Linked DNA regions of Mus musculus: regions 1 and 2 are each linked to region 3. Evidence: chromatin loops called from intact Hi-C (ENCODE). Cell type or tissue: heart. All regions are shown on one strand. Links, peaks and the distances in the headings refer to the core of each region. The heading gives the core; the rest is flanking DNA.

Region 1 (9,925 bases), core at 1,027-9,026, 52 kb after region 3:
AACTGTCCACTGGCCTTCCACCATTAGCATCTCTTTTACTTCCTTGGGGTCCAATGAGTCCTTCCCTGCAAGCCTGGTTAAGATCCAGCACTGAGTAGGGCCAAGCCAGCATCCCTGGAGATGCAGAACTCGCTGCAAAGCTCTGAATTGAAGGCATCCTCAATCTTGTCTCTCCGAGCTAGTGAAATTCTACCCTGACTAGCGAGCGGAGTAAGATGCACCCAGATTCGGAACACCCAGATGACAGTGCTAGAGTCACAACATCTTCTATATTTCTGGTATTGCCACCGCTGTTCCATCTTCTCCATTCATGTGGTGCCTGCATCAGCTAGAATCACCTCTCTCACAGACCTTCCCTTTACCATATAATCCATGCCACTAGCAATGCCAATGGCTGGCCCTAAAGTGCAGCATGGCCAAGTGACCTCCCACCCTACCTAAAATCCTCCTTCCTGGCCCTTACGACAAAGAGCAACCTCCTAGAAAGGCAGCCAAGGCCCTTCAATACAAGGAGGGTTACTGTGCAGGCTCTATAGGGAGCTGAGTCCAGGGTCCTGGAGTGCCAGGTGCCTTGTGGGCAGCCAATCACAAGCTCTGGCTTTGGCACCATACGGAGTAAGAATCTGAGGATCTAGAAGTTGGACAAGGTTTTGTGCCGCCCAATGTCACAGTTACAACTGTTTTGATGTAGCATCAATATTATTCCAGTCTTGGCAAGTCCTGGAACAATTTCACTGGAGAAAGTGGAATAAGAAAAACTCAAGCCCTTGGTGATCCAGTATGATCTACACTGATGAGGACTGACCATGATACCACAGATAGGGCCTCTGGGCACTTCTGACATGTCAACGAGGAACACCCAATGAAAAGACAAAATCTGCTCTTGTGATGGAGCTGGGACTCCAAGAGGGCCTCACTGAGCATCGCAGATTTCATTTCTCCTCTAAGACACTGGCCTGTCCCAACTGCAGAAGGCAATGGCTTTGTGGATTTAGGGCCCTTTCCATCACAATGACAAAAACCCAAACTTTGGGTTTATCTTACAGAGACGGAAAGGTGTGTTTTGTCTTAGGTTCTGGAGTTCCCAGTGCAAAGTTAAGCTCTCCGTGGCTTTGGGTTCTCATGAGGACAGCACATCATGGCTGGGCTTGTAGCAGAGAAACCTGTTTACATAAGAATCAGGAGTTAGAGGACATTAAGTGTCATTTGCCCCCTGGGGACTAATTACTCCAGAGTACCACTATCTAACAGTGTTGATGCTGCATCCTAAGTAGCAATACTTGGGCATCAACCTGTGCGGGCTTTTGAAGGAGTCATCCCTCTGCAGAGCTGACCCCATCCCAAGCTGATCCCAAGGTGTTGGGAGGATGCCCAGTGGCCACCATCCTCTGGACACCCTCACTATGTCCTCTTGATGAGACTGGGCTCTACCACACCCATAGCTCTGCAGTGAGTTGGGATGGATCCCTAGGAATGTGACCTCGGAATAGAAGGTTTTAACTGAGTCCTTATTTAACATCTGGTACAAGCGTTGTACAGAAGTCCTGCTGGTTGACACATAAGACATTTTACTTAAAGGAATGAGATCACAAGCCTGTGGTCTTCAGGATCAGAACTCAGGTCACCTCTGTGTCTTCCCATGCCTCTTCAAGTCCCCTCCTATGGAGGCCTATCCTCCATCCCAAGGATGTAGCAGTGCTCAGTCTTAACAAGAGGACAGAGTGAGGGTATCCAGTGGATGGAGGGCACTGGGCAGCCTCCCATCTACTTGAGTTGGGGGTCAGCTCTGCAATGGATTGGGATCAGCATGTACTGTAAGCCCACTCTAGGGAGCTTTCAGTGGTCAAGGTCCAACTCCAGGAGTCCTTCCCAAGCTGTTCCCATGTTCGTCCATCTTTAGTTAGCCATAAGGCAGTAGAGCTGGCAGTCAAGATATTATCCTGTTGGCCAGCTCCTAATCAGAAAATTTGCAGTGTGTTACCTATGGTCCTTGGGGTTTCACAGCAGCTGTGAGGAGATGATAGCCTTGCCATTGCTTTGTGAGTGTGAGAAACGGGGTCAGAACCCTCATACTTGACTTTCTCAAAAGCCACCAGTAAACTCAGATTTAGCCAACATCAATACTTTATACTTTCAGTTATGGACTTGTATCAAAGTGTCCAAGAAATCTAAAGAAAAGATTCAGAACACATACTTTGGAAGAGTGTCTCTCTGAGGGAGACTTCACGAAGGGGCAAGTAGCATCCCAGAGGCAGGGGGTAGGGACTCACATACCCAGTGGGAAAAATGGCTTCCAGAGAGCAGAAGTGCCAGACCCTGGTAGCCCCTCTAGGGGAGTGGAGTATGAAGTGATATCCAAGACTAGAGGCAGCCCAGAAATGATCTGGACCACAGGGTTTTAACTGAGATCCCAATGGTGAGTAAGAAAAGATTGCTGCTGAATACTTTATGGTTTGCCTTAGTGTGGCTCATGATGCTGCCTTGTTCTTTGATGGAGAAAGAGGCCTTTCAAAGGGTGAAATAAATCTTCGTGGGAAGGATGCTAGAGCCACAGGACCATGGCAGGAGGTAAAGGGGTGCATCACCTCCATAAGTAGATCCTTTAAAGTCTCCACATTCCGGATTTCTTCTCATAATCTTTCCCAGTAATGAGAGCTTGGTAGGTGGTTAGTTTTAACTCTTACTGTTTTTATTTTAGAAGATTAGGACCTAATTCAGTCTATTACTGTCCACGTGCTATTTCAAATATCCACATAAAGATGGGGGTGGCTCCTCATACATAAACTCCCTGTCCATTGTCAGGACGTGGCTGGGTAGACAGATGTCAGGGAGCTTACTCCTGTGCAAACTGGGGACTCCTGACCTAGCGGGCGTGGGTGTGGATACAAGCACCATATATTTGCCCAGTAAGCTTCTTGCCCATGTCTCCTCCCACCTCTGTGGACTCTGAGCAGCAGATCTGTCACTTGGTGTTGTGAGCATCCTCTGGTGGCCCTTCTTGGGAGCTTGCAGCTTTCCCTGGGTGCTCAGGTGGCCTCCTTCCCATCTCTTCTAAGCTTAATCCCATTTGCCTTCCTTTGCCTTCCCAGAATTCTCTTCTTAATCAAACTCCAGTCCAAAATGCCTTTTTATTTTTTATTTTATTCTGTCTTCTCCCTTTCCTTCCTTCCCTGCTCTTGATTTGCAGCTGTCACATTCTAGGGACTGACCAACCGTGGTGTGCAAACAGTTCTGTCTGGCGTGGTCACCAGACTTGGGATTAGAACCCCAGTCGAGCCTAATGGCTGTGCCATCTCTCCATGCACACTTTTGTTTGCTGCAATCCTGGCACTTCTTGCTCAGTTGCATGAGCATTACTTTTAGTGTGATGAGATTTGGTCCTCAACTGGGTCTGTCTCTGTATTGGGAGGGCATTCAAGCTCTCAGATTCCCTGTGGAGAAGCAAGCCCACCTCCAGGATGATACAAAACATGGATGTGTATGGATGCTTCAGTGAGAGACGGGTGTACAGGAGACTTGTAAGAGAGTTGCAACCTAGGGACAAGCTGTCCACAAGCCCAGACAGGAGTGAACATGCTACTGGGCAGCCAACCTCCCCTGTCAGCTTCTCCTCCTTGGAGATGGGAGATCAAACTCCCTGTTCCAATTCCATATCTTGAGAACACACGAAGTGCTGTGCCTGGCCCAGAGGTCAGACCCTACTGACCTCTTCTCATCTTGATCTTTCCTTTGCTTTTGTAACCCATTGTCCTCTTCAGAACACTCTCCCTTGGGACAGGGCTATGAAATGCAGCTTTCTTCTCTGCTGGAAGTTCAAGCCCCCTGAGGACAGGTCCCTGTCTGCTTTTGTCACCACATGCCCCTGCTGACATACACAGTACGTATGTATGTATGTATGTATGTATGTATGTATGTATGTATGTATGTATGTATGTGAGTATGGCCTCTCAGTACTTAGAAACTCAATAACCATTGAAAAGCACTTGGGAGGCAGAGGCAGGTGGATTTCTGAGTTCGAGGCCAGCCTGGTTTACAGAGTGAGTTCCAGGACAGCCAGGGCTACACATAGAAACCCTGTCTCGAAAAACATAAACAAAAACAAAAACAATCAAAAAACATTGAAAAGGAATATGAACGTGCTTTGGAATGAAAACTTGAGGAAAGAGATGGCGGCATGGGGGAGGGGGTCATCTTTTTTTCTGTAGATTCCGTTTCTCTCTAAAGCCATCATCTAAGCCTTCTGCCCAAACCACACTGCCCAGGGCTTCCAAACTCAGCAGAAAGACACTGCTATATTTAGCCTGACTCACTGCCATTTTCCATGAGAGAGTAGCCTGGAATAACACATTTGTCTGGGGGTGGCAACAGGCTGTGTGGGTTTGCAAGTCCCTTCTGCCAACCTCAGGCCTGTGTCTGGGATTGGAATCCTGGGTGCATATACTCTGACAGGCTGCAGAAACTCCTCCTATATGAGACAAGAAGAAGGTGGTAGATTCTTTGATGTGGGGCACAGGACCTATGGACAGTGGGGACAGTCAGGACCAACCCCATAGACTCAGAAATCCCCAACAGCTTCTGGAACCATCTGTTAGGAAACTACAGTTAGATTCTGAGGCCTGGGGGAAAATGTCCACACTTCTTAAGAAGATAGCTCATCTTGGAATCAACTTACAAGCCAACGTGTGCCCCTTGGGTCTGTTTCATATGTTGGCCATGGTGGTAGGGTACTGCTGCCCAGTGAGAGAATTCCTGTCCCGTGTGTGCAAGGCCCTGGGTTCTGGCCTCAGTTATTACTGGTGAAATTGTTTACAATTTAGAAATACGTAGTATGTTTTCTTAGGTGAAATAGGTACTCTGGAAGAAGGCAGGAGTAGCTTATGTTCACAGGTTGCTTTTGTTTCCATGGGTCTGTGGTGGTGTGGTACCTATCTCCCCAAATTCAACACATGTGTTTAATGTGCCATGGATCAAACCCAAGGACATGCCAAGTATGTGCTTTACCATGAAGTTCTAACCCAAGTCCTATAGCACGTTTTTAAAAATGTGGTCTTTCCAAGGAAGTACCAGACTCCCCATCCCTCCTTGGCTCTTCAGTAAATGGGTTCCCTGCTCATGCCAGCCTGGTTCAGCTCTCTTCTGTTTCTCTGTTGTCTCAAGTTGCCTTCAAGGCCTCGCTGAATCCTCACTGCCTCCTAGTGTGATGTTGAGCCAGGCTGTGCGATCGTCTCAATAACCGTTATTTGTGTAGCTCTCAGACTGGCTTCCTGAAACATGGATCTCAGCCTGCAGCATGGACAGACCACAGAAAGACAAATGTCCAATGGGACTCTATACTCTTCCTTTGCTTTCCAGCCTGCCGCTCTGGGTCCCCTGCAGTACTAACCATACTAGGGTGCACACTTCTTTATTTTCCTTATCCTCAAACTTTTGTTCACCATGGGGAATATATATGTGTATATATGATACAAATTTTTCTATTTTAATAATTTTCATGGGTACAATTCCATGGCACCAGGGGTATTCATACTGATGTAGAAACATCATCAGCACCATTGCTAGCAAGGTTTTATTTTCCCAAAGTAAAACAGTAATCCCCCTGCTTTCCGGCCCCACAGATTGGGAAAATCACTATTGTTCTTTCTGTCTTTATAAACGTGACTACTTGAATGACTCATTTAAGTGGGCTTACATAGTTTATTATATAGTAGGTTGTTGTCTTTTGTGTCTAGCTTATTTCAGCTGGTAAACCGTATTCAGGGCTATCAGTGTTATAGCATAGGTCTGAATGTCCTTTAGAAGGCTAATCCATTGTATGTGTCCACTCGTTCGTCCATAGACATTTGCATCCTGAACAGCGCTGCCTTGAACATGGTATATTACCTGTTTGAGTCTCTGCTTTGAAAGTGTCCATGCTTCCTATGTGACCAACTTTGCAGTCTCCCTCGGCACAGGGTCTCTTACAGCGTGACTGTCTAAATAAATATAACTTGGGGGACGCGCCACCCCCATTTGCTGCAGTTTGAATGTGTCCTCAATGGAACAATGTTGAAAGATGGGGCCTGATGAAAGGTGATTAAGTCAAGAGCGATCTACCTATGAATGAACTGATGTGTCATGTAAGAATTAGATAGTATGTATTCAGCTGCCTGGTGACTGTGTTTTCTTGCCTTTCTGCCTTCTACTGTGGGGCAATGAGCCACAAAAGTTGCCCTTAGATATCAACTCCTTGACTTTGGGCTTCTAAACCTCCAGAATCATACAAAATTACTAACTCCCCACTCTTGTTAAGTTCCCCAGTTTCAGGTTATAGCCACACATAACGGACTTGGACGCCATCATTCCCTCCCAGGAGCAGCAGGTCCCCTAGTGTTGAATAGCAAGCCTTTGGAGGTTAAGTGCCTCAGAGATGCTGAAAAGTTGTGGTATAGTAAGTTGGTAATAACCAAGGATAGTTTTCTTTTTACTCTCTTAGATAGTACATTGGTATTTTAGATTGTAGCTTAAAGCATCTATTTATTTAACTCAATAATTGGAGCTGTGGAGAGTTAAGATGCTTGGATGAGACCTTTAAAAAGCTATGTCAGCTAGTATTCCTGTAAAAACAACCACATTTGTACCGGTGGCTTGAGATCTGGATTTGTTTGGATCCTCAGTATTACAATGACACCGATGAGCGTGGCAGGGATCTTGTGCCTCAGGAGGTTGACCACCAGACCCTGATGTGCCAGCCTCTGGCTGTCCTTGGAGCCAGCACGCTTGCCCATCCAATCTCCCTCCCAGGGACCATCACTTTAAATCCTCCATCTCTGTGCAGCGGTCACTATGGCTTCTGTGCTTTCCTGGAACAAACACTGAAAACACAAGGGCTGGTGAAGGCTTGGGATGAAGGAGAAGAAGACAGAGAGAGCCGTTTGAGCTTCGTAAAGGAGAGTGGAGGAGCCAGCCCTAGTGTTTTCTAGCACATCCAGCCACTGTGCTGTGTCTAGTTCCCTGCCCGTTTCTTGTCTTTTTCCACTCATGGACTGGGGAGCAGGGGATGTTCTTCATGGGCTATTATACTCTTCCCACAACTGGCATAACCCAAAGACACAGACTCCCACAGCCTGCTCATTGCTACGTGTCCAGTGGTCTGCTCTGGTCTCTCCCTGCTCCCACAAGTCACATGGGTGACCGATGCAGACTCTCATGCTTCATCTACAGTGTTCTGACTATGGTGGCATCCTTGGGGGGATGCCTGAGAGGATGAATCGGAGATGCACAGCATGCACTTATGCCGCCATTGGCAAGGGCTGTGCGGTGTCAGGGGCTTCTCCTCTCTCTCCTCCCGCTTCACATATCTGAACTCTACCTTGTGCCTCTGGTAGGGACTGCTGGGTGGGAGTCTCCCTGGCAGGCCTCTACTCAAGCGACACTAATTGTGCCAGAGAGAACGGCTCACTAGAGTGGAAAATAGTCCTCATATATCTAGCTGAAGACGATAATGACCTTTTAAATAACAGAAGCAATTTTATTTCAATACCTCAATTACTCTGAACTCTCAAATGTCAAAGTGCTCGGCACTTTCAAAATAGCTTAATATAGACATTTACAGCACTTAGACACAGCTAGTTTCTTATCTAACCTAATTATGTGCTGTACAGGAAATGGCGCAGCTGACCAGCTGTGTTATTTTTCACAGCGGTCCTCCAGTTCAGCTCTTAGCTCGGCTTGGCCTCGCTCCGCTGGGACGTCTCCCCCAGGGAAGGCAGCTGTTGCCTGAGAGAGAGGCTGGCGGAGCCCTCGGAGGGAGGGCTGACTCCAGATATCTCAGGGAGGAGGCTAGGAGTGGGCCTCCCAGTCTGCTGATGCCAGCTGCACTGTGCCCTGCCCCGAGGGACCCATGGTGGTGTCTAAGGACCCTGAGACAGAAGGTAAAGCTGAGTATGCTGGTACCAGCTGGGGTGAGGCTGTGGGGGCGCTCTGCCACATCACTTACTAGCATTGAGAGTTTCCCAGTCAACACATGCGGCTAGCATCACCTGGCTTGGCTGCCAGTGTCTTCTTTTTCCTCTCTGGCCAGCTCTCTTCCAACCCCATATCCCACCAGGACCACAGAGGGCTCTTCTGTTGCTTGCAGTAGCATGTATCTAACCCACGATGTATAGCTGGTCATTCCCCGACCAGGTATGCTCTCCTTCTAACACATGCATGGCTGCTCCCAGGCTTCCCTCAGGATGCAGCCTCACTCTGACCTATGGTAGTCTAGTCTACGTGATGGGTGCCTGAGTTGTGGCCCTCTTTACAGCAGTCAGCCAGCATCTCCCTCTTGCACTGGGCTTGGCTTGACACAAGGATTGTAGAGAAGAAGACGTACCCTGTGTGGGTGTAGGGACTGCTCAGGGAGAGGAGAACACACACATAAAGTGTCTCCTCCATTGCGCTGTGTAGGCAGCACATGTAAAGGGCAGAGGTGAAAGATCACACTGGTGACCTGGTCAGGTTCGGCACGGGAGGAACAGGCTAGGCTGTATCTCAGAGCCTGGTGAAGGCTCCTGGATCAAGTGGTTCCCTGAAAGCTTATGAGGGTGGAGTTCAGTGATTTCTGGGCTGGGCTTCACAGCTCGCTCTTGACTCTGATGTGCAGTCTGATGTCAGAGAGACTTGCCGAACCCAGTACTTTCCCCTTGAATGTGGCATTCATATGAGCTTCTTTTACTATAAGGAGTGGAGACTCAGTGACATCACAGCACCTGGATCAGTTTACCCTTTGGCATCCAGAGCTTTGAAGGACCTGTCCCAATGTTTCTGGTGTCCCCTGATACCCATCTCCTGGGACACTAACCAGGCACCATGCTTCTCCTTAGCCACGAGCCTCCTGTTCCCTGATCTCCTTGAGTCTATCTGTGAGCCCCCAAGAGTGGAGCACCTCTGTCTTGTGGTATCAATATATGAAGACACTTAGAAGAAACAGATGCTTCATCCAACAGTAGTTCTGAATGAATGTGGCATGGATTTGCAAGAAGCCTGGGACTGCGAGTCAGTCTAACAGCATGAAGACAGAGGCAGCCATCAAAACAGGGGGAGATGGAGGTACTATTGCCAACTGGAAATGCTACCTGAGCCCCCTAAAATGCTCACCTCAAAGCAGTGATCAGCACTGTGGCCACAGAGAAGACAGCGGCAGGCTCTACCTGGCCCCAAAGCTGCCAAGAGGGGGCCCTGCTCTAAATCCCAGACCACTGCTCACCATCCTGAACCTCAGAGGGCTGGGTGCACAGTTGCTGAGAAGGATTGTGGTCCGTCTACACCGCGAGATTCCTAGGTCCTCAGGCTTCTCCAGCTACTGAGTGGGAAAATGTCTTCCAACTGGGTTTGCAGCCTCCTCTCCTGTGGCTTGGGCACTGAAAGGGTTTAAGGAAATCTCTCCCCGCCCCGTCTCTGTCTCTGTCTGTCTCTGTCTGTCTCTGCCTGTCTCTCTGTCTCTCTGCCCCTCTGTCTCTCTGTCCCTCTGTCTCTCTGTCCCTCTCTCTGTCTCTCTCTCTGTCTCTGTCTCTCTGTCTCTGTCTCTGTCTCTCTCTGTCTCTCTCTGTCTCTCTGTCTCTGTCTCTCTATCTCTCTCTGTCTCTCTGTCTCTGTCTGTCTCTCTCTCTCTCACACACACACACACACACACACACACACACACGCACACACACACCTTAGAAATTAGTTTCCAGGCTCCTCTATTCAGGCATCCTCCTCCATCATGTGTTTGTGGACATACTTTCCAGCTGATGCTGTCCAGCTGAGGAATTTCCTACTATGTGACAGTGTGAACATGAGACACAATCCATGGAAACTGAACGTCAGACTTCAGAGTTCACGCTGGTCCTAGGCTTGTGGTACTGGGCAGCAGCATCGGGCCTCAGCTCCAGTCCAAAGCCCCAGGACCAGGAAAAGCAACAGA
Region 2 (9,925 bases), core at 707-8,706, 64 kb after region 3:
ACACACACACACACACACACATGCCTGCAGTTGACACGCCCCCACGCACGAACACACCCCTACCTCCGTCTGACATGTGATATGTGCCCAAGAACTCACTGATAGAAAGCTGATTTGGGCTCAGCAAGATTTGATTTTTATGTTAAACAAATTTCATCTAGATTTCCATCTGAAGAGTCTATTCCTCCCCAAATGTGCCCTGCCTTGCTGCATTTTAATATGGGCAAATCCAATCTCTGAGTTCTCCACAGTCCCTGAGACTCGGTTCTCCATGATGGCTCCTGCTGCTGGTTTGGGTCAGGCAGTTTCTGTCACTTCCATGGACCGAGCTTCTCTCCTGGAACATGAAGGAATGAAAGATAGGGGCCAAGGTAGATCAGGAGGCCATGGCCTGTGAAAGATTGCCAGAAAGAACCTAGAAGTCCCTTGGTGGTCCCAAGACTCATGAGCCCTCTCTGAGACTCCATTGTTAAATGCCAGTCTTCTCTATATAAACAATTCATTTGTCATCTATATAGTCCTGATAGTCACCATTTGGTAAATACAAACACAAGACACCTGGTTAAAATTGAATCTCTCAGGTACAAGGAATATTTGGTGGGTGTGTGTGTGTCTCAGGTAAAGCCAGTCCTGTCCAGATTTACAGAAGGGTCTGTCCTGAGCCTTTGGGAGACAGCTGCCAGAACTCATGTGCCCATCATTATGCCAACCCTGTGCTTTCAGAGCAAGCCCTGTTCTCCTCAGTCCTCTAGTTAGGATGAGTCCAGCTGCACAGACTGCCTTGCCTCATCCCTCATAGGATGCAGCAGGCTGAGTGAGGATCAGGGCGTGCATTCTGAAACAAATCGCTGGACTAGCGCATGCCCCTGGAAGGTGACCAGAGCTGGCATGTCCCTGTGGAGTAGAGGCTCAAAGTGAGGTGAGTGGGACCCTTGTAACCAGTGTGGTAGGGGCCGCATGGCTGCTGGGCCAGAGCTGAGCAGATTACAGCGGGTGAAGTATGAGGTCCCTGACCTCAGAGGCTTTGGAACCACAAGCTAGTTGGCCAGCTGCGTGGCAGAGGTGACAGCCTCTTCATTCCATTCTGTCATGTTTCCTCATGTTTGAAGAGGAGGCCTCCCGTGTACAGTGCCAGGACTGCTGAGAGCCTGGCTCCCATCCCAGCGTGCTTCAGAAGCGGCACAATCCAGTGCGCACTTCTGCAGTGGCCTCAGATGTAGTGTGGGGAGCAAGTCTACGTGCTATCCTCACCCCTGTTGCTCCCTGCCTCCTGCCCCTCTTCCCAGCCTTGTCACAGAGCTCCAGCACAGGGGCTGGCTCAACAAGACACACTAGTGAGTGAACGGATGGACACATTATAAAGTGAAAGCTTGCAGCGTGCCATGGATGTCAGCCTGAGCTGGCTCCTTCCCCAAGCATTTCATTGTATTTATGATAAGTCATATATCACAGAATGTGCCTTACTCTATATTCTATCATTTTATTATACACTGAACACTATTTCAATCTCGTGACAAGTCCAAAGACAGACACCGGGGTCCTGTTTTACAGATGCAGAAACAAGCTGCGGTTGGCAGGAAGTAGAGACGCTAGTAGTGAATGGTCCCAGACCCGTCACCTACTCACTTAATGGAGTATTTCCAGCTCTGTCTCAGGTACCATCTGTGCCTACAGGCTTTTCATGGACCCTGCTCAGACCTCGGCAAGGCAGCAGGGATCTGGATAATTGTCTCTCCTTGTCCCCAGTAGCTGATGCTCCTGCTTTGACAGACTTCAGTTGTGGCTGTGATACCAAATCAGCTCTCTCTCTCTCATCCTCCCCAGGCATCTGCCCTGTCTCCCCTCCATCAGACCAGGGTGCCTAGTACCATGTGACTGAATGACTGAGGTCACTTAGGTCAGCAAGAACCTCCTGCTAAAGCTGCCACAAATGCCTGGCCTTAGCCTCTACTGGATCAGGGCCTCTCGACCTCACCCCAGCTCTGCTCTGTCTTCTCTAGTCCCCCACCTCACCCCAGGATGATCTACTGCCGATGCCTCAGGAGTCTGCAACCCAGACTCATCTTCCAGGGTTCAGGGACATCTGTGTCCTCCTCTGGATCAGTATGAAGCAGTTTTCCTCCTGCAGGTAACATGCATCCAAGACCCCATTGCCAGGTGCCACCAAATCTTCCCAGATCCACAGCAGTGGCCAGTTCTCCCATCTTGTCCCATTCTCCTCCACAGTACCCTATCTTCCTGCAGCTCCTCCCCATCCTCACAGTACCTCCATCAATTCCATGGTATCCATCTTTCCCTGGCCACATTCTATCCTGCACACATGACACCCCCACACAGTTCTCCTCTAACTTCCTCCACACATGGAGGGTGTTTGTTTGGACTCCAGCTTGTCACTCCTGGGACCATCAGCTCTGAGCTCTGCCACACAATCCTTGCCTAGCTGACTCTTGGGGAGCTGCTCCCTAAGGAGGGCCATCTCTGATCCTTGCTCTCACTCACACTGCCCTTCATCAGCCTCCAGCCCCTGGATAAAGGCAATAGCTTCCACTTTGGTCCATTGGCTCTTCTTTCCTGCAGCCTGACACGCCCAGAGCCTTCGCAAGGGATACTGATGGATTAGTATCCATTAGAACTGGTGTCATTCTAAGAAGATAGTAGGGTCCAGACAGGCAGAGGGAAGGCCACACAAGGATGCAGGATACAGGAGAAAGTGCCTTCTACAAGTCAGAGAGGCCCAGAAGGAAATGAACCTGTCTGCACCCTGGCTTTTGACTTCTAGCCCCCAGAATTATGAAATCATTTCTGTCACTTAAACTACCCAGCATGGGGTACTTTTACACCCCTGAGCTAACTGCAGCTAGAAGGTCGCCTGTGCCTACTCTATAGTATGGGATATCGTTTCTTATCACCTCGAGTCTCCCTTGTTTGCATCGACACCTTAGCCCTAAGACTCTAGCATGAAGACCCAAGCTTGTCTCCTCTTGTAGTTCAGACCCAGCAGGAGCAGGTTGAGGCTAGGCTGGCAAATCCCAGAACTATTTGATAGGGGGTGAATAGAAGCTAAAACTCTTACAGAATGAGTGGACTGAAGGCAGACTTTTGGCCAGCATACCTTTCGACTCTGTATAAATGCTAAAGATTGTGTTTTGAAAAATGCCTGCAGGCCCAGCCCTGATATTTATGGCATGCCTCTTGGCCTTCCTAAGGAGCAGTATTCTCTGCTGTTATATTTATAGCCCTCCGTGCAGACCCAGCCGGACAAGGGATTGCAAATGGACTGTCTGCTAATAGTGCATGCAGATGATGTGGGAAGTGGCATGATCCTTGATCCCAGGGTCAGACGAGAGCCCTTCCCATCCGGGGAGGCTGTCCTGGACCAAGGAATAGGCCCCTCCCCCAGCTTCCTCTATGCTGAACCCTAGAAGTTTACAGATACATCAGGATGGCCGGCCGTGCTCTTTTGCTGTTTCCGTGTCCACACACTGCTGCTCCTTCCTTAATATTTATCTTTAGGTCGACTTACTACTCCTTAATGGTGGGATGACTCAGAGCCATCAGACACCAAGTTCATTTTCCTACCACCCCTAAGCCCGGAGGACAGACAGCCACCAGAGCCTCTCCGGGCTTAGAGAAACATGAGGTGCCATACCCCTACTTGGGCCCTATGGGGGAAATGTCAGGAAAAGGACTGAGGAAGGCTGAGGGATTTACTCAATCCCTATTTCTCCAAGATGAGCAACGGCTCAAATCAGCATGAGGGGCACAGTGAAAAGACGGACAAGATGACCAAGACAGGGCCTGACTGGAAACCGCTACCTGCTTTTGTTGAGGTAAAGTTGAGGGAGGGATGCCCAGGCCTGGTGTATTGTTCTACCTGACACTCCTGCCAGGTGGCAGTCACATGTATGGCCTGTGGTGAGCAACAGTCTGCCCGGCAACTCCTCTCACTCCCAGGAGCCTTGCTGACGTGTAAGAATTCAGATGAAACCAGACAAGGTAACGCTCAAGCAGCCTTCCATTAGGAAAATGGAGTTTTAATAAAATAAAGACAGTGGGGTGGTTTCCATGAACCAATACCCACCCCCTCTTCTTTTCCCAGTGCAATAAGCCTTGGTGAAGTGAGCCACGTAGAAATTTCCCATGCAGCGTCAGTTTCCAGCATCAGTGTCTACCAAGATCCTTCTTACAGAAGTCCCATAGACTACAGACATGTTTAGGGTACACGGTGCAAACCATCAGGGACTCCTTGAGAACTGTGTGGAGTGGAGCCCCCCCAAAACTTGCTCTGGTTAAGCAGCCCAGGCTACACATCATCTTGTGCCTGTAGCCTGTTGCTGCCGACCCCAGGGCTCCAGGCTTTCAGGTCGGTCCCTCCAGCTCCTTGTCTCCTACCCATCAGCAGACCAGCAGAAGATTCGCCCCTTCTCATCGCCAACCAAGAGCTTGCTCTGGTTCCTTGGGAAGATCAAGAAAAGGTAAGAGTGCTGGAGGCCACTGCATCAGAGCCACACACCCCAGCCAGCACTCGGGAAATCACAGGATGCATCCCCAGCCCAGGCAGAGCAATCAGCATGAGCTCCAGGGAAGAGCATAGGCCCATGCTTCTCCTGCTGCCCCGCCCCCACACCACCCCATGTAGGCCAGCCTGGCATCCAGAACACTGTGCACTTCCTACACCAGGCACTGCAGAAGGCTACTGCAGGCCAGGGAGTGAAGAAAGAGTGGAAAGTCAGTTGCTCTTGGGACTGCAACCCCTTGGAAGAATTAGCTGGATCACCATGACAGCTAAAATAATAGCCCAGGGTCAACTTTGAGACTACTCTGCATTGGCTAAGAGACTTCATAAGGCATTCCCCCTGCCCCCCCCCCCCATGTACCACGGTCATCCTGAGCATGTTAGCATCACTAGTGGGATTCAGGACAAAAGGACCTCTTTAAGACAAACCTACAAATTATAGTTCTCTACCATTTGCGTCTCTTTGTGAATCTATGCATACTCGTGACATAGGGATCAAGAAGAGCACATGGGGATTAGCAACAAGATGGGCCTGCCTGGGTCCCTGTAGTGATGTGATCTCCCTGGGTCTGATCATTGAGAACCCAGCTGGAAATGTTGGGACTTGGCTAGGTTGGCTGTAGCGCCCTCTGCTGGAGTCCTGGAGAAAGTTCCTCGGCTCATGGGCTGCTCTTACCTAGTGATGGCCAGAGCTGTCACAGCAGGACTTGCCTTGCTGGGCTTGCCACTCAGAGCAACACTGACATCCAGCTCTCGGCTCAGGGCAAGATTCTTGGCCCACTTGTGACCTGTGGAAAGTGTGAGAGAGGAAAGTTAGAGCATTGGCGGCTGCATGCACAAAGCCTGTGCACCCAATACGTAGGACCACACAGATACAAACATTTATATTTGTGGTCAGCAACTTGTTAAATTGAGGGGGAAAATATATTTAATCTTGGCCTGTGCTGTTGCAAAAAAGGGCCGTCCCAATTTAATTTGCAGGCTGTGATAGTTACATGTGCTGACGTGCCGTGGTATCCATTGTGTACCAAATTGGATTTGTGTATTATTGCTTTCTAAATTGCATGCCTAGTTCAGCAAAATTGTTCATCAGTGTTTACTGGCTTTATGCTTAATAAGATGCCCCACAATACCTTGCTGCCAGGGTGTAATGCTGCCTGTAATTGCCTAGTAAAAATAAATTACATAAAGTCTGCATTATCAACTTAGCTAAATCCTCTCACACCCAACCAATAATTAAATGCTGAGAGAATTTTCTCAAAAAAAAAATATAACTCAATGATTGTTACCTCACTCATTCTAATGACTGCATTTAGAGACAGACAGTCATTCCTTCGATGTGAAGGGTGAGATGGAGAGACAGCAAGTGGGCATGGCCCAGTGAGAGCACTTCATCATCTCGGGACCTGACTGCTGTTGTATCCCCGCCCCAGCCTTGCTGAAATGGCCTCCTCTGGGTGGGGAAGACCCAGTGCAACAGGGAACACATAGGATCTGAGTCAAGAGTGCTGTCCATGGATGGAGACAGACACTTGGAAATCCTAGCACAAGTCCTAACACCACTCCCTTCCTAAGTCGGAGACTAGGGGCCGTTTTCCCAAGCAACCGTGCTCCGGTGGGCTAGTTCTTCCCACAGATGATGAATAAATGAGTTCCAGGCAGAAATTAGATTACAGCTGCCCACAATGCATATCCTCGGTATGTTTACAGATCTCCTTCCTTGCCCCTGGAGACATTGAGGGTGTGCAATAACATACACACCAATAGGACACATATGCAAATATTCACATGACACATGTAATTCTGATCCCTTTCCAACAAAACGGTTTTGAGCATTGTGACGAGGGCATCAGGCTTCCTTAGAGCCCTCCAGTGGGTTACGTTCATAAATCTGCTCTAAGATTCGTTGACTTTAACAGAGATTCTATCAGATTTTTTTTTAACTATTTGTGCACTACTTTGTCTTTTAATCCTATCGGTGACCCCAATCCGGAAAGCCTACTTGCTGTCGATTCTGCAGGGCAGCAGTGACCTCAGGTCAGAACAGACAGCAGAGGAAGGATGAGGGTCCTGAGACTTCCTGTCAGCTAGAAACGATCTTGTAATTTCCCTAACGTCAACATCGCTGTGTTCACAAAGGAGAATTTTTTTTTTGGAATCCGAGGAATGAATTCTGTGGAGTGGATTCTTATCTGTCCGTCGTTTCTCGATGCCCTGTATTCTACAAGATTGGAATCACAGGGAATATTCTTAGCTAGCAGAAAAGAAACAGGACCACAGCAGCTGTGGAATGGAGTTGGGTCTACAGCCTGGTCCCCTTCCAGTTCTTCAGACCACGTGACTACTTCTGTTTGAGCCAAACAGAAGCTGGGGGCCCATTGTCCCCGTGCTGAGAGTCTGTGAGCTGGGATGAGTTCATACTTTAGGAATATGAAGGGGGCAGGTGATCTTGAGACTAAGATGACATTCAGTGTCACATCTGTGACTTGTTTCACAAATAGTCAAGGGAAAAGGATTCCTGAGCTGGCTCCTCCCATGGGACAGAAACAGGATTGAGGGTATGTGATTGCTGCTCTCAAAAGAAGTGTCCAGTTCCAGCACACATAGCTATGTGCTCTCTCTCACACTCATCATGAGATGACTCCTCATGGCCTCAAGCACCGGAGGGACCAGGACACTGAGCTGAACACAGTTCTTGGTCTTTTGATGTTTATGCTCTGACTCAACCCAGATTATGACAAATTCCTAGAAGTGCTAAAGGAAGGGATTTTGGGTATCAGTTGAATGTAGGACACAGTGGAGCCCCAGCAAGTTCTGTCTGTTTTCTCGGGAGAACTCACAATGAATGTCTGCATGAATCAGGGAGGCACAAAAAATGCAACAGAGGTAAACTAATTGAAAATGACCACCATGCCCAAAGTATCCCCCTGAGGTTGGAAAAAGTCCCCTCCTGTGGGCAGTAACAGGAACTCTTGGCAGATTTGGGGACTCTCCAAATATAGTAAAGCACTTCTTCCTTCATGGGTCAACAAGAGAGACAGCTTGGTGCTGGACCATAATCTTCTGAAGTTGGGGCTGAGCAGGAAGGATGTTTGCAGTGAAGACAGGGATGGTGGAAGGGATAACTGAGTAGCTAGAGGTGCAGTGGTGTCGTTTTGATGATGAGGGCTTTGCCTGCCTTTGTAGCAGAGGGGCTGGTGAGGGCGACTGTGTGATCCTGTTTGAAGTCAGCATCACCACCGCTGCTTTAGTGGCAGAAGTGGACATGGTGGCAATCTTTGGATGACTTTGGGCAAGTTACTGAGCCTCTCTGTGCCTTGGTTTCCTTATCTCTAAGTTGGGCACCTTGCTATAATCTCCTGTTCAGCACTGCAGTCAGAAAGGAGAGGACACATGGAAGGGTTTTTGGCAGAGTGTCTCATGCTTTAGGACATTGTCCCCCTGTGATAGCCTTGGTGGTGGAGACGGCAGATGGGTTTTGCACTTCAGTCTCACCTGTCACATGAGAAGAGGGTTCTGCCATAGAATAGTGCTCTCTTGTTTTTTGTGCATATCACCTGGGAATGTGTGTGACACATCCAGCCCAGGAACTCTGAGCTTTTTCAGTTGGTTGGTCTGAGTCCCAGGGCAGGAAAGAACATTTATACTAAGCCTCTGGCTGAACTGAAATGAGGCATAATGAGGGCTATTGGGGCATCTGAGGCATGATAGGTCTGCCTCCTCCTCACTGGGCGTATGGCACCTTTCTTCTGCTTACAGGTTGGCTGTCTAGATAATTAACCAGCAGTACTCAGGTGCTGGGTTGTGGCTTCCAGGACCATCAGAGAACATCAAAGGAGAACATGTGGATATATATACCCACTAAGCCCTGGGGCCCCTGACACCCACCATATCCTAGTCCACTGGTCCAATAGAGACTGCAGAGTCCAGCAGAGGACTCAACAGAGCTTCACATACTGCTTCCTAGTACCCCCAGTCCTTGCAGGACACAAACTATTCTCTGATGCCCCCCCCCCCACCCCGTCATGGCCTGGATCTGAAATGTCTCTCCTAGGCTCATGCGGAGAATGCTCTGACTCCAGCCCATGGGACCGTTTTGAAAGCACTAAAGAGGTGGGGACTGTTTGGAAGAAACGTGTTGTCTGTCAGTGTCACACCCAGCACCAGTCCTGGTCTCTCTCCTCCGCTGCATGGGAACACTGCCATTTCACATTCCAATGCCACAAATGCCACCATGCTTTACCCCCCAGTGAGAATGCCTGAAACCATGAGCTCAAATAAACCTTTCTGTCCCGGAGTTGTTTCTGCCAAGCAGGTATGGTATCACAAAAATCAAAAGTAATGTGTGTAGTCCTCGAGCTTGGCAGCACTTCCCTGCACTCTGATGCACCATGTGGGGCTGCAGCCCTGGTGCCGAGGCAGGGGGAGAGGCGTACAGGAGGGCAACATGAGTCAAGATCTCCAAGCAGGTACCTCTGGGGCTTAGGGGCTCCGTGGAGGGCTCCTCCATCACTGCCTGCCTGGGAACAGGCATCTTCACGTCCTCTGTCTTCCAAATCTGCCCAGAAAGGAGAGCACGTGTGTCATGGCCTGGTAGAATTATACTATCTTCAGGGTCAGGGTTGCCTGTCTCTGTTCCCTCGCACCTGGGGGACCCTGGCAGATGGGGATAGGCCCTGATCACTCATTTGTGAATGGTGTCATCGGGATGTGGGGTGTTTAGGTTTCAGCTTCCCAGGAGGTGCTTCAGCCCGTAAGGGTTGCGGTTTGCATAGCTTCACTTTTAAATAGATCTCCTCCTCCTTTCTGCAACCCTATATCATCAATTCCACATGTCTGGAGGCACATGCACCCATGAGTAAGCATGCGGAGGTCAGAGGTCAATTTCCGGTGTCTAACTTTCACTCTTATCCTATGGTTTGAAACAGGAGCCCTCGCCAAAGCACTTACCGTTTCAGCTAGACTTGGCTAGTTAAGCAAGCGCCTGTCACCACCGCCTAATACCTGGACTTCACACAAATCACTTTTTTTTAGACCTAGCTCCCGGGGGCTGGGAGGTTCCAGTTCAATCACTATGCTGAATGAATGAAGGCTGAGTCCATAGTTATTCCTACACATGCTTGAGCAGGCTCAGGGAAGTCGTGTCCACGTGGCTCAATCACCCCAGCTGCTCTTTCTCATCTTGGTTCAGATCATAACCACCAAACCTCTCTCTATGTGACCTTTCAATGTCTTGGCCAGCTAAGGCTAGGGGTTATGTGCCCCTCACTGAGAACACTGTAGGAGAGGCTCCTGGGGCATCTCTCCTCAGGCTTATCTCTTGCCATCCATGCTGGCCCACTGACCTCCACCTATACCAGCTGTTCCTCATTCTCAGATCTCAGCTAAAATACCACTTCTCCTGAGGTA
Region 3 (9,925 bases), core at 557-8,556:
TGGGAAACCCTTCTTTCTGCCCACCCATCTGCCAACTCTCTTTAACTGTTAGTAAAAGTCATCTGCAATATACAAGTCTCAAGATAGGCTGCGTGCGCTATCTAGAGAGACTGTCCCATTTAAAAAAAAAAAACTTGCCCTTGTCCTATGGCACTTCCTACTTAGACTTTCCCCTCAATATCCATGGGTATTATGTGCCATGACATCTCCAACCCAAAGATATCAAAATTCACAGATATGTTAGTACCTTACAGGAATTCCTGTAGCATTTGCATATAACCTCTACATTTATTTATATTTGTGTACATAAATGTTTCCCTGCATGTATATCTATGCTCTATATGTGTGCAGTGCCCTCGAAGGCCAGTGGAGGGTTTGGTTCCTGTAGAAGTAGAGTTTGACGATTGTGATCCACCATGTGGGTGCTGAGAGCCAAACCCGAGTCCTCTGGAAGAGCAATGAGTACTTTACTCACTGAACCATTTCTCTAGCCCCCAATGTTGTGGTTTTTATCTTTTAAATAATAGTTTTAATCCATGATTGATTCAATTTGTGGATGTGGAAACTAGAGACACAGAGAAACAACTACACTTCATTTTTAGTTCAAAGTTCTAAGTAGCCAGGATCAGAAATCTACTCAGTTTAACTTAAACAAAAATGTTGGGCAACTCTAAAAGCATGGAAGAACTTACAGTGTTTCCTCCAAAACTGCAGCTTGACTTTTCTCCTTCTTCGTGCAGCTGTTCACAGAGTTTTCGCTTACAGTGAATTAAATTTACCTTCTCTAATGACTGAACGTGTATGCCGGGTGGGTGACCGGCCTCTGAGCTGTATCCCTGGCCCTCAAGGCTTACACAAAGGGAGGATGCTTCTGATGACAAGTCTAGGCACTCTGCCCCTTAGACTCGACCTAAAGGTTTTCCTCTGGTGCATTTTTTTTTTTGTTTTTTTGTTTTTTTTTTTTTTTTTTTGCATTTGAAGTTCTTGTAGTGGTTCATTCTGAGCTAACTTTTAAAACAACCTGCCTTTCAGATCTCTATGTGTACGCTGTCCTTGTGTGCTGCGTGGGGATCCTCAGTGTTCTGCTCTTCACCCTGGTCATTGCCTGGCAGTCTGTGTTTCACAAGAGGAAATCAAGAGGTAAGAAAAAAGATAAGGTCATGTCTGGAATGGAAAGCCGCCCGCCCACACACAGGCGGAAGATGTGGGGCAAAATATCACCTTGGTGGGAAGGCATCCTGGGTCAGCAATTGTTTACTTGGAGCCAGAAAGCAAAGGGAATGAGAAGGCTTGCTTCTTGTAGGTGTTGCTGCAATAAAGTGATCGCTGTCACACCAGCTGAATTCCCTTTTCTCGAACTTCTCCCTCCTGGGGCTCTGGATTTCTTAGCCATGATTCTGGTGTTCATCCTGAGCTGCCTGGGGCTCGAGCAGCTTTCCTTCACATTTGGGCTCCAAGAGTGAGTTTGGGGCTAAAGTTCTGAACCAAGGGGTTTGTGCATACCTTCTGGGAAGGCAGGTGGAACCTGGGCTGTCCCTCTGTGCTTTTCCTGTCTAGTGCCTACCCCTTTCTTGCTGGAGTTCCTGATGCCCTGGAGGCTGTCCTCAGGTCTCTCTCTCTCTCTCTCCTTGTGCTTTCTTTCTCAGACATTGCAGTCTATGACTCCTATCTCCCCGTGAATGCCGCTTACTCTAACGGCAGCCCATATCTCTTACAGAGCTCAGTTTCCCAAGTCTAGCACTTCTGCCCAGCTGTCTGTCTGCCTCTGTTCGGTTCTCCAAAGATGGCTCAGCCAACCTTCTTCCAGGTTCCTCAGGGCTTGCTTGAGCTTCTTTTCCTTTAAATCCTCCTCTGAGTATACCTCATGCACACCACCCCCTTCCCCCCCCCCAATCTCCAAAAGTAGTGAGGAGAGTATACAGTTGCTTTCAGAAATGACCAAGGCACACCAAGCCCAGTTTTGATGACACCTCGTCACTGAGCAGGCATGGATCCCACCTTTCCCTTGTCTTCTTTATGGAGACTTGGGAGACAAGAGTGCACCCCTCTGAGAGCTTGGGAAGAGGAGATACTCAACCCCCTGAGCACATTTATGGTGACCTGTGAGTCACTGTCACTGTCACTGTCACTGTCAGGCTGAGGGTGTGGATGGGGGAAGAGCCAGCCTCTGTGTTCACAGGGACCTTTAAACTGGGAAACTGAACAACATCCACAAAGGGGAGCCTCCCCCAGAGATGTGGGCAGGACTGAGGAAACCAGGAAGGGAGGCTGGGCATCCAGAGACTGGTACCCATGGGACACTGTTGCTCAAGGGACGAGGAGGAAAGGTTCTGGGACCTGTGAGTGCTGCTGTTGCTGTGGGGCTCAGAGGTTAAGAGCACTGGCTGCTCTTCCAGAGGACCGGGATTCGGTTCTCACTGCCAACACAATGGTTCACAGCCATTCTTAACTCTAGCCCCAGGGAAACTGACACCCTCTCAGGGCCTCTTCCAGCACCAGGTATGAACATGGACATATGAACATACATGCAGCCAAGACCGCCACATGTAAAATGTAATAAAATAAAGAGTCGTTGTTGTAGGAGAGGTGGTCCAGAAGAACAATTCAGCCAATGTCCTGCTGCTGTAACCAGAGGGCTGGCTCGAGGATCCTGCGTGCACTGCCTCCCTCCTCCAGACAGCAGTCCCTAGATGCTTCTTCCCCTTGAAGTTAAACCAATTCCAGCAACTCTGGACGGCAAAGGTGCCATCAGCAGCTTCCAAGGGTTGGATGCAGTTGACAGGGAGCAGAGAATTGCACATGCAGCCCTGGAAATGGAGCCAGGGCTACAGGCCAGATTTCTCTCCGCTAGAGCCCGAATGCTTCCCTCTGGCCTTGTGTTTCACTGCGTTGCCCTTGGGTGCCTTCCTCCATGGCATCTGCCACCCCATTAAGATATCCCAGCATTGTCCTAGATATCCTAGCATTTCATAGTCCTCAGCTGCTTCTCTGAGCTTGTGGCAAATGTTGCCCATGGGTGTTGGCCCTTTGCCTCTTTTCCAGAGAACTCTGTGTGAGGCAGAGGCCATGCATGTGACAGATCCTCCTTGGAATTTGGCTCATGACAGATGCTCCCTCCACAAGTGATGAACAAATAGATTTGCTTTCCAGCTGCTCTGCTTCCAGCTGTTAGAGCTTAAAAGGCACCATCACTAGCAATCTCTAGGTTGGGTGTGTGCTAAGGGCAGCTCTACCGGGGCCTGGGAAGACTCAAGCTGTAGACTCTGTGGGATTTGAGGCAGGATCCAGGAATCAAAGAAATGCCAAGAAGGGCAGACAGGACGCACAGGGGCACCTTCCTCCAGACCTCACAGACAGACCTCAAGGACTGGGGCTTGTAACTGGCTCATCACCCTCCCGTGCCAGGATGGGCTGAAGGGTGATCACTTGTGCTCCCCGTCTGAAGCCCTACCCAGCTGTCAAGACCATTGTCTGAGCACCTGCCATGGACTAGGCAGATGCTTCTACTCCTCCACATCCTATGTAGCCTGCATGGTTCCCATGAGACAAAGAGCATGATAATAGCCCTAGTCTAGGCAGTGACAGAGGAGAGGGCTCTAGCTGTGTTCTAGAAAGTCCACAGACATCTGAGGGTGACCTTTGTGAAGGAGCTTTCCTCTATTGTTCCATGGAGGTTATCGATGAGGGTTTGTCCCGTGCCGATTTGCATGGATTCTGTGGTTCCAGGGTACATCTTTTGATATGTCTGAGTTTCAGAGAGGGCAGGAATCCTTTATTGGTGACTCTTAAGGGCTACATAGAATGTGTATGAAGACATGGCTCTACAATTTGCACATACAATGTCTCCACCACAGGCTCATTTGTTTGAGGCTGGGTTCCAAACTAGTAAGACTACTTTGGGCAGTCCTAGGAACTTCGGGTGGTGGCACATAGCCAGAGGAAGTCAGGCACCGAGGTCAGGTTCTTTGGGTTTCCTTGTCAGTGGTCCTGTCCTTGTTTGTTCTCTGCTTTGGGTCCACCAAGAACCAAAGAGCAGTCTCAGGCAGTTGCTGCTTCTTCCGTGACATTCTGCCTGAGCACAGGAGGCCAAAAGTCAATGGGCTGAACCCTCTGTAGGCTGGGAGCAAGGAACTCCATCCTCCTTTTCAAGTGTCCTTCCAGCTGTTTTGGTCACAGCTGCGTGTCAGTAATTGACATACATATGACAGACATGAGTACGGATGGATTCAGAGAGACTTTAAAATCTGGGAGTAGGGCTGCTCATAAGCCCCAGCTTAGGAGTTTTCAGGAAATTACAGAAAAAAGTACACACATTTGGTTTGCATGCTCTTGTAGCATCCATTGTATATCGAAATGGAACAAAACCACACTTGGAGGCCTTGCGTTTAAATTAAGTGAGCTCGAGTCCTAGGTTCTTATGAATGGATTCCTTCCTCCTCAGTGTGAATTCCAGAGGTCACCGAACAGGAACATTGAATGGGATCATTTATGAATCATGTTATTAACACTTGTCTAGCATCCCTGTCCTCTGCTTGCCAGGTATAATCCTCATCAGCACCACAGAGTTATCCTCTGAAGAATCCAAATTATCCCCGATCGTTGGATTCCCCTTGAATACTAAAGCCACTGAGCAGAATATTTCCAGTTTTGATGCTCTGTGCTCTGAGCTTAAGGAGATCAAGTTTTTAGAAACCAGTGGAAAAGTCCAGCAGGGTACAATCCTTGTGTGGCTCTGCTTCTATCCCAGTGCTCTCTGGGATACGAATCCCATGAGTCCTCATTTCCTGGTGTACAGGAAGGGAAAGCAGATTGATGGTGATTGGTCCCAGGGTCCTTGTCTCTCCCACTGCAGGACCAGAAGCTTGGGGGAAGAAGAAGGGGTACAACCCAGTTACCACAGGTAACTGGGGAAAAACTGACTGCTCTGGGGGTCTGGAGTGCTGGTCTGTTTCCATAACAACCACCTGGCCAGGGCATACCACAGGAATCGGCCTCTCTTATGGGCTAGCTGCTGTCAATGGCTGGGGTTCTCATTGAGAACCATTAAACATTTGTGGGCCATACTACATGTGTTCAAATAATTCTGTAATTCTAAGGCACTTTTTTTTTAATTATTATGGTCTCACATCCCATGCATTGAATTATAACAAATTTACATCATCATGACTACAGCTAAAACTGTAAATAAAGGGCTGTTTTTAGTGTTTGGTTTGAAGCAGGTCCAATTCTTACTAGGGGTTCTACTTGAGAGCCTGTTGGTGTTTAGGTTTTCCCCCTTAGTGTGTTGCTTGGACTTTTGCATACATGTATGGGGAGGACAGCCCCTCCTGTAGGGGTCACAGAGCTCTGAGGTTTGTAGGCTGTTCCTACCCAACAGTGCTTCTTGGTTCCTGCAGCAAGATTTAAACAGAGGGCCTCAGAGTAGCTGACCCACTCCCAAGGACCTGCAAGTGTTGGCTCTTCCAAAGCCAAGGGCAGTAGGCCAGCTTTCTTGGCTGCTGTTCTGCCCCAGCCATTGCTGCTATGTTTCCAGAACACTCCGCTGGGCTATGAGCAAAGCTAATTGTACCCATGTGTCTAGCCCAGCACAAGCATACTTCATTCTGCTCCCTAGCACAAATGGCTGTCTTGCTCCATTTTAGTGTCCACAGTGACTCGGACCTTATCCCAGGGTCTCTTTAGCCAAGTCACTTTGGAGGATACTGGTCCAGGACTGAGCCCTGAGCTCTGGTGGTTTCTCAGGACACTGGTTTCCAAGGCCACTGCTTTTCAGGAGTCCATCTGGTCTTGCTGGCTCAGAGAGGTGGCTCAATGATCCCCAAGCCTTCTGTGCCTGAGCTTCCAAAAGTATAGTCTCTAAGGTACCCTGGGACCAGGGAGGAGGAAGAGGAGTGGCTTTTTCTTACCACATATTCTCTTCGCTGTGAGATCTGATTCCTTCCCACTTACAGTCTGTCTTCTAAGACCAGAGAAAACTGGACAATCCAAGGCTCATTACAACCTATCCTTCCACTGCCTGTGTCCCTGTAAAGAAGAATCAAAGAGCATATGGGGCTCTCTGCTCCTCCCTGTCCCAAAGACAGCCACATCTTCTCATGTAGTGTCAGCCTCATCCCATAGAAAAGATAATGAAGGTCAGTGTGAACAGATTTGGCCGTATTGGGCACCTGGCTACCCTGGATGCTATCTGCTCTGCACATGGCAAAGTGGAGACTGCTGCCATCAATGACCCCTTCATTGACCTCAGCTACATGGTCTCCATGTTCTAGTATGACTCCACCCATGGCAAATTCAATGGCACAGTCAAGGCCAAGAATGGGAAGCTTGTCATCAAAGGGAAGCCCATCACCATCTTCCAGGAGCGAGACTCCGCTAACATCAAATGGGGGTGATGCTGGTGCTGAGTATGTTGTGGAGTCTACTGGTGTCTTCACCATCATGGAGAAGGTCAGGACGCACTTGAAGGGTGGGGCCAAAAGGGTCATTATCTCTGCCCCTTCTGCCGATACCCCCATGTTTGTGATGGGTGTGAACCATGAGAAATATGACAACTCACTCAAGATGGTCAGCGATTCATCCTGCACCACCAACTGCTTAGGCCCCCTGGCCAAAGTCATCCATGACAACTTTGGCATCATGGAAGGGCTCATGACCATGGTCTGTGCCATTACTGCCACTTAGAAGACTGTGGATGGCCCCTCTGAAAAGTTGTGGCATGATGGCCGCCTGCCCAGAACATCATCCCTGCATCCACTGATGCAAAGGCTGTGGGCAAGGTCATCCCAGAGCTGAACGGGAAGCTCACTGGCATGGCCTTCCGTGTTTCTACCCCCAATATATTCCCCATTGTATTGTGGATTTGACATGCCACCTGGAGAAACCTGCCAAGTATGATGACATCAAGAAGGTAGTGAAGCAAGCATCTGAGGGCCCATTAAAAGGCATCCTGGGACACATTGAGGACCAGATTGTCTTCTGTGACTTCAAAAGCAGCTCCCACTTTTCTACCTTTGATGCTGGGGCTGGCATTGTTCTCAATAACAACATTGTAAAGTTTATTCCCTGGTATGACAATTGAATACAGCTATAGCAACAGGGTGGTGGACCTCACGGCCTACATGGCTTCCAAGGAGTAAGAAATCCTGGACCACCCACCTCAGCAAGGACACTGAGAGCAAGAGAGAGGCCCTCAGTTGCTGAGGAGTCCCTGTCCCAACTCGGCACCCAACACTGAACATATCCCTCACAATTTCTATCCCAGACCCCCATAATAACAGGAGGGGCCTAGGAGCCCTCCGTACTCTCTTGAATACCATCAATAAAGTTCGCTACGGCCCCCCACTCCCACCCCCAAAAAACAAAGAGCATATGAACTTTACCTCCACAAGTGCAAGGAAGAGTGAACAAGGCACTGTGCTCCACTCACAGCCACACTGGGGTGGGTTAAAAGACTACAAAGGGTGGCTGGGCTGACAGAGAACAGAAAGATGACCCGGGGAGGTTAAAGGGCTTAGTAGCCTGGAGTCAGAGACACCTGGCATCCCCAAGGTCAACCTCATCCTTTGTCCTGGGTCAGAAAGCTCCACTGGCTATGCTGGGTCCTGCTGGTTCGTGAGATGCCCACCAAGAATGGTGACAAAGAAGCCATCTTGCCTTTGTGAGTCATGTGAATCTTCTAGTAGGTTCCTTGAAAGAGTCCTGGACTAGGCGCATAGATTCAAGTTCTTTTTATCTATGAAGAACGTCTTTCAGAAACCACATAGAAATTATATTTGAGCCCCCCAAACCTCCAGACTTTAAAGCAGGGAGGCGTATCCCTCCTACTTTTCAGAACTGTGGGAGTCTTTGTCCTGGGTGTGGTCAGAACAAGCATCCTGTTATCTAGCCTTCCATGAATGTGGAGAGATCCTGGAGAAAATTAGCTTAAAGGAGGACCGGTTTCTTTTGGCTCACAGATTCAGAGCTTTCAGTGTCTGATCACTTGGCCCCCATAGCTTTGGTTGGCCCTCAGGGAGGCAGAACCTCACAGCAGAGAGCATGACATGGGAAAAACACTTCATCTCATGGTGTCTCAGAAGCAGAAAGTGAGATAGGAGCCCAGAAGAAGCAGTGAGCTGTGAAGCCTGGTATGGCTGCACACCTTGTTTGGACTAGTTCCATTTTGATGGTGTCAATCCCACTTGGGACTGCTGACCAGCACATGGGACAGAACACAACAGACAGGGAACATTATATATGGTGCTGTTCATTGACGAAATGTGGCTATTAAATGGTTGCTGGTACCAAACTTCTGCTTCCCCTGTGTAACAGAAGTGGGTGATGCCATCCTATTGGCTGTGCTGGCTTGGAGAGGTTGTCTGGGCAGGTCTGCTTCCTGGAGGCAGGAACTTTTGGGTTCTCCATGGTGACTGATAGTGTTGTGCAAAAGGGGGGGGTGCACTTCTGCCCTGACTCCTGGGAAATGTAGGTAGGGCTGTTGAAGGCCTCGAAGTCAGGCAGTCTTTTCCAGGCTGTGGAGCTCCATGACCTGGGCACTTGAGTGGTTAGAGAAAGCTCTCTGCAAATAGGGTCCTGGAGCTATGGAGACCCCTCTCTGGGACTACTGCAGTGTGAGAGGAGCTCTTGTGACTGGAGTAAAAACACCCACAGGCCTAACAAGAAGCTCAGAAAGTCCTGGGAGACCACAATGAGTACAAGGGAAACGTGTGTGTGTGTGTGTGTGTGTGTGAGAGAGAGAGAGAGAGAGAGAGAGAGAGAGAGAGAAAGGGAGAGGGAGAGGGAGAGGGAGAGGGAAGGGGAGAGGAGAGGGGGAGGGGGAGGAGAGAGACATCAGCCATACCCTGGACTCCAACACTACAGTGGAGTGCCTGAGATGGGGGCCTGTTTTTTTTCAACCTGTCTTCCCACTCTCCGTAGTAGCAGTAACAATGATAGGCCCATCTGGGAAAGTTACAGCCTTCAGGCCCAACACACTTTTGGAGGTCTGGGTGATGGCTTTGAGCACTAAGGATCTAGCTGAGACTGAGGATAAGGGTGGGCAGCAGGAAGAGTCTAGGGCTAGAGTCTGTCATCAGGAGGGTTGAGAAGCACTGGCCCTACTTCCAGAACCTTCAGAATTCACCCAGAACAAGACCATGTGTCTTGCGTTTTTAATCTCTGAGGACCAATGCTACACACTGGGTGCTGGAAGACATGATGGAGGGCTGTCTCATCAGTCACTCCTGCACTCCTAACCCCAGGAGCTAGTACCATAAATAGGATGACCCTGTCTCACTGGGCAGCCTCCCACACATTCTTGAGCCATTGCTGTGTGGGCTCTGCCTCCACAGAGTCCAGGTTAAGCTGGGGTCACTTGGATGTGTGAGCATGCTGCTCTAGCTAGTGATTGGAGACTGGGGGCACCCATTTCTCAGGAGCTTGCAATGTCCAGAGTTACCTGTAGGCCTGGGTGGTCCCTCTTCCTCAGGGTGAGTGTTGGCCCTGGATTCACTCAGCACAAACCTCACAGTCATCTGCCAAAACATATCACTGGCATGTCCCACCAGGCTGTTGGCTCTTCATAGCCAGTCCCCCACCCTCAGGGAAGGTCTCCAGCTTCTCTCGTGTCTCTTTATTTCTGGTCTCCATCTACCCCGTTCCTTTCCATGAACCTGGACTGCACCTCGACACACATAGAGAAGCTCCTGGTATCCTGCTGGGTCTCGGCCCGGCTCTGTCAGCTCCCGCGGCAGCACAGTGTACAGCCATAGGTTCTGAGAGACTCGGTGTCTATGTGTAGGTGACAGCAGTTCTCACTTTCTCTGACAATGGCGTAGAGTACTTGCGGAGGGCTCTGAATCAGGTCACTCTGCGGGTATGACCCGGAAGCACTTGCGCTGGGTTGCGGTAGCACAGGTAGACTGGAATGCACGACGGACTTGCTTGG

The links. Hi-C counts contacts between places; a loop is a spot of excess contacts. Peaks named below come from ENCODE experiments on the same cell type or tissue, not always from the same donor. Only the 100,000 strongest peaks of a DNase experiment are listed, where the experiment ranks them.
Region 1: a loop joins it to region 3, with 4 times the contacts of the local background. A loop is called at or near these places in 5 of 42 quality-filtered maps.
Region 2: it touches region 3 in a loop (6-fold over the local background); 5 of 42 quality-filtered maps call a loop at or near these places.

What each region holds. Positions count from the first base shown.
Region 1 is chr14:32,943,371-32,953,295 of GRCm38, forward strand. No RefSeq gene overlaps it. Among named protein-coding and RNA genes, the nearest start is that of Gm36674, 33 kb to the left of the region's middle. In heart, for the core only: no CTCF peak of the experiment used is centred there; DNase peaks (open chromatin) are centred at 4,353, 7,301 and 7,731; H3K27ac peaks cover 1,327 bases; H3K27me3 peaks cover 153 bases.
Region 2 is chr14:32,955,550-32,965,474 of GRCm38, forward strand. It overlaps Wdfy4 (WD repeat and FYVE domain containing 4), which reads right to left. Exons shown (of 59, transcript NM_001146022.2): 57 at 8,990-9,074; 58 at 5,193-5,304; 59 at 3,998-4,455. The coding sequence ends at 4,389. Among named protein-coding and RNA genes, the nearest start is that of Lrrc18, 31 kb to the right of the region's middle. In heart, for the core only: a CTCF peak has its summit at 5,157 (motif pointing left); DNase peaks (open chromatin) are centred at 1,152 and 5,162; H3K27ac peaks cover 2,948 bases.
Region 3 is chr14:32,891,594-32,901,518 of GRCm38, forward strand. It overlaps Vstm4 (V-set and transmembrane domain containing 4), which reads left to right. Exons shown (of 8, transcript NM_178791.5): 4 at 1,033-1,140. It also overlaps the pseudogene Gm7734. Among named protein-coding and RNA genes, the nearest start is that of Gm36674, 19 kb to the right of the region's middle. In heart, for the core only: no CTCF peak of the experiment used is centred there; DNase peaks (open chromatin) are centred at 2,838, 3,118 and 5,528; H3K27ac peaks cover 147 bases.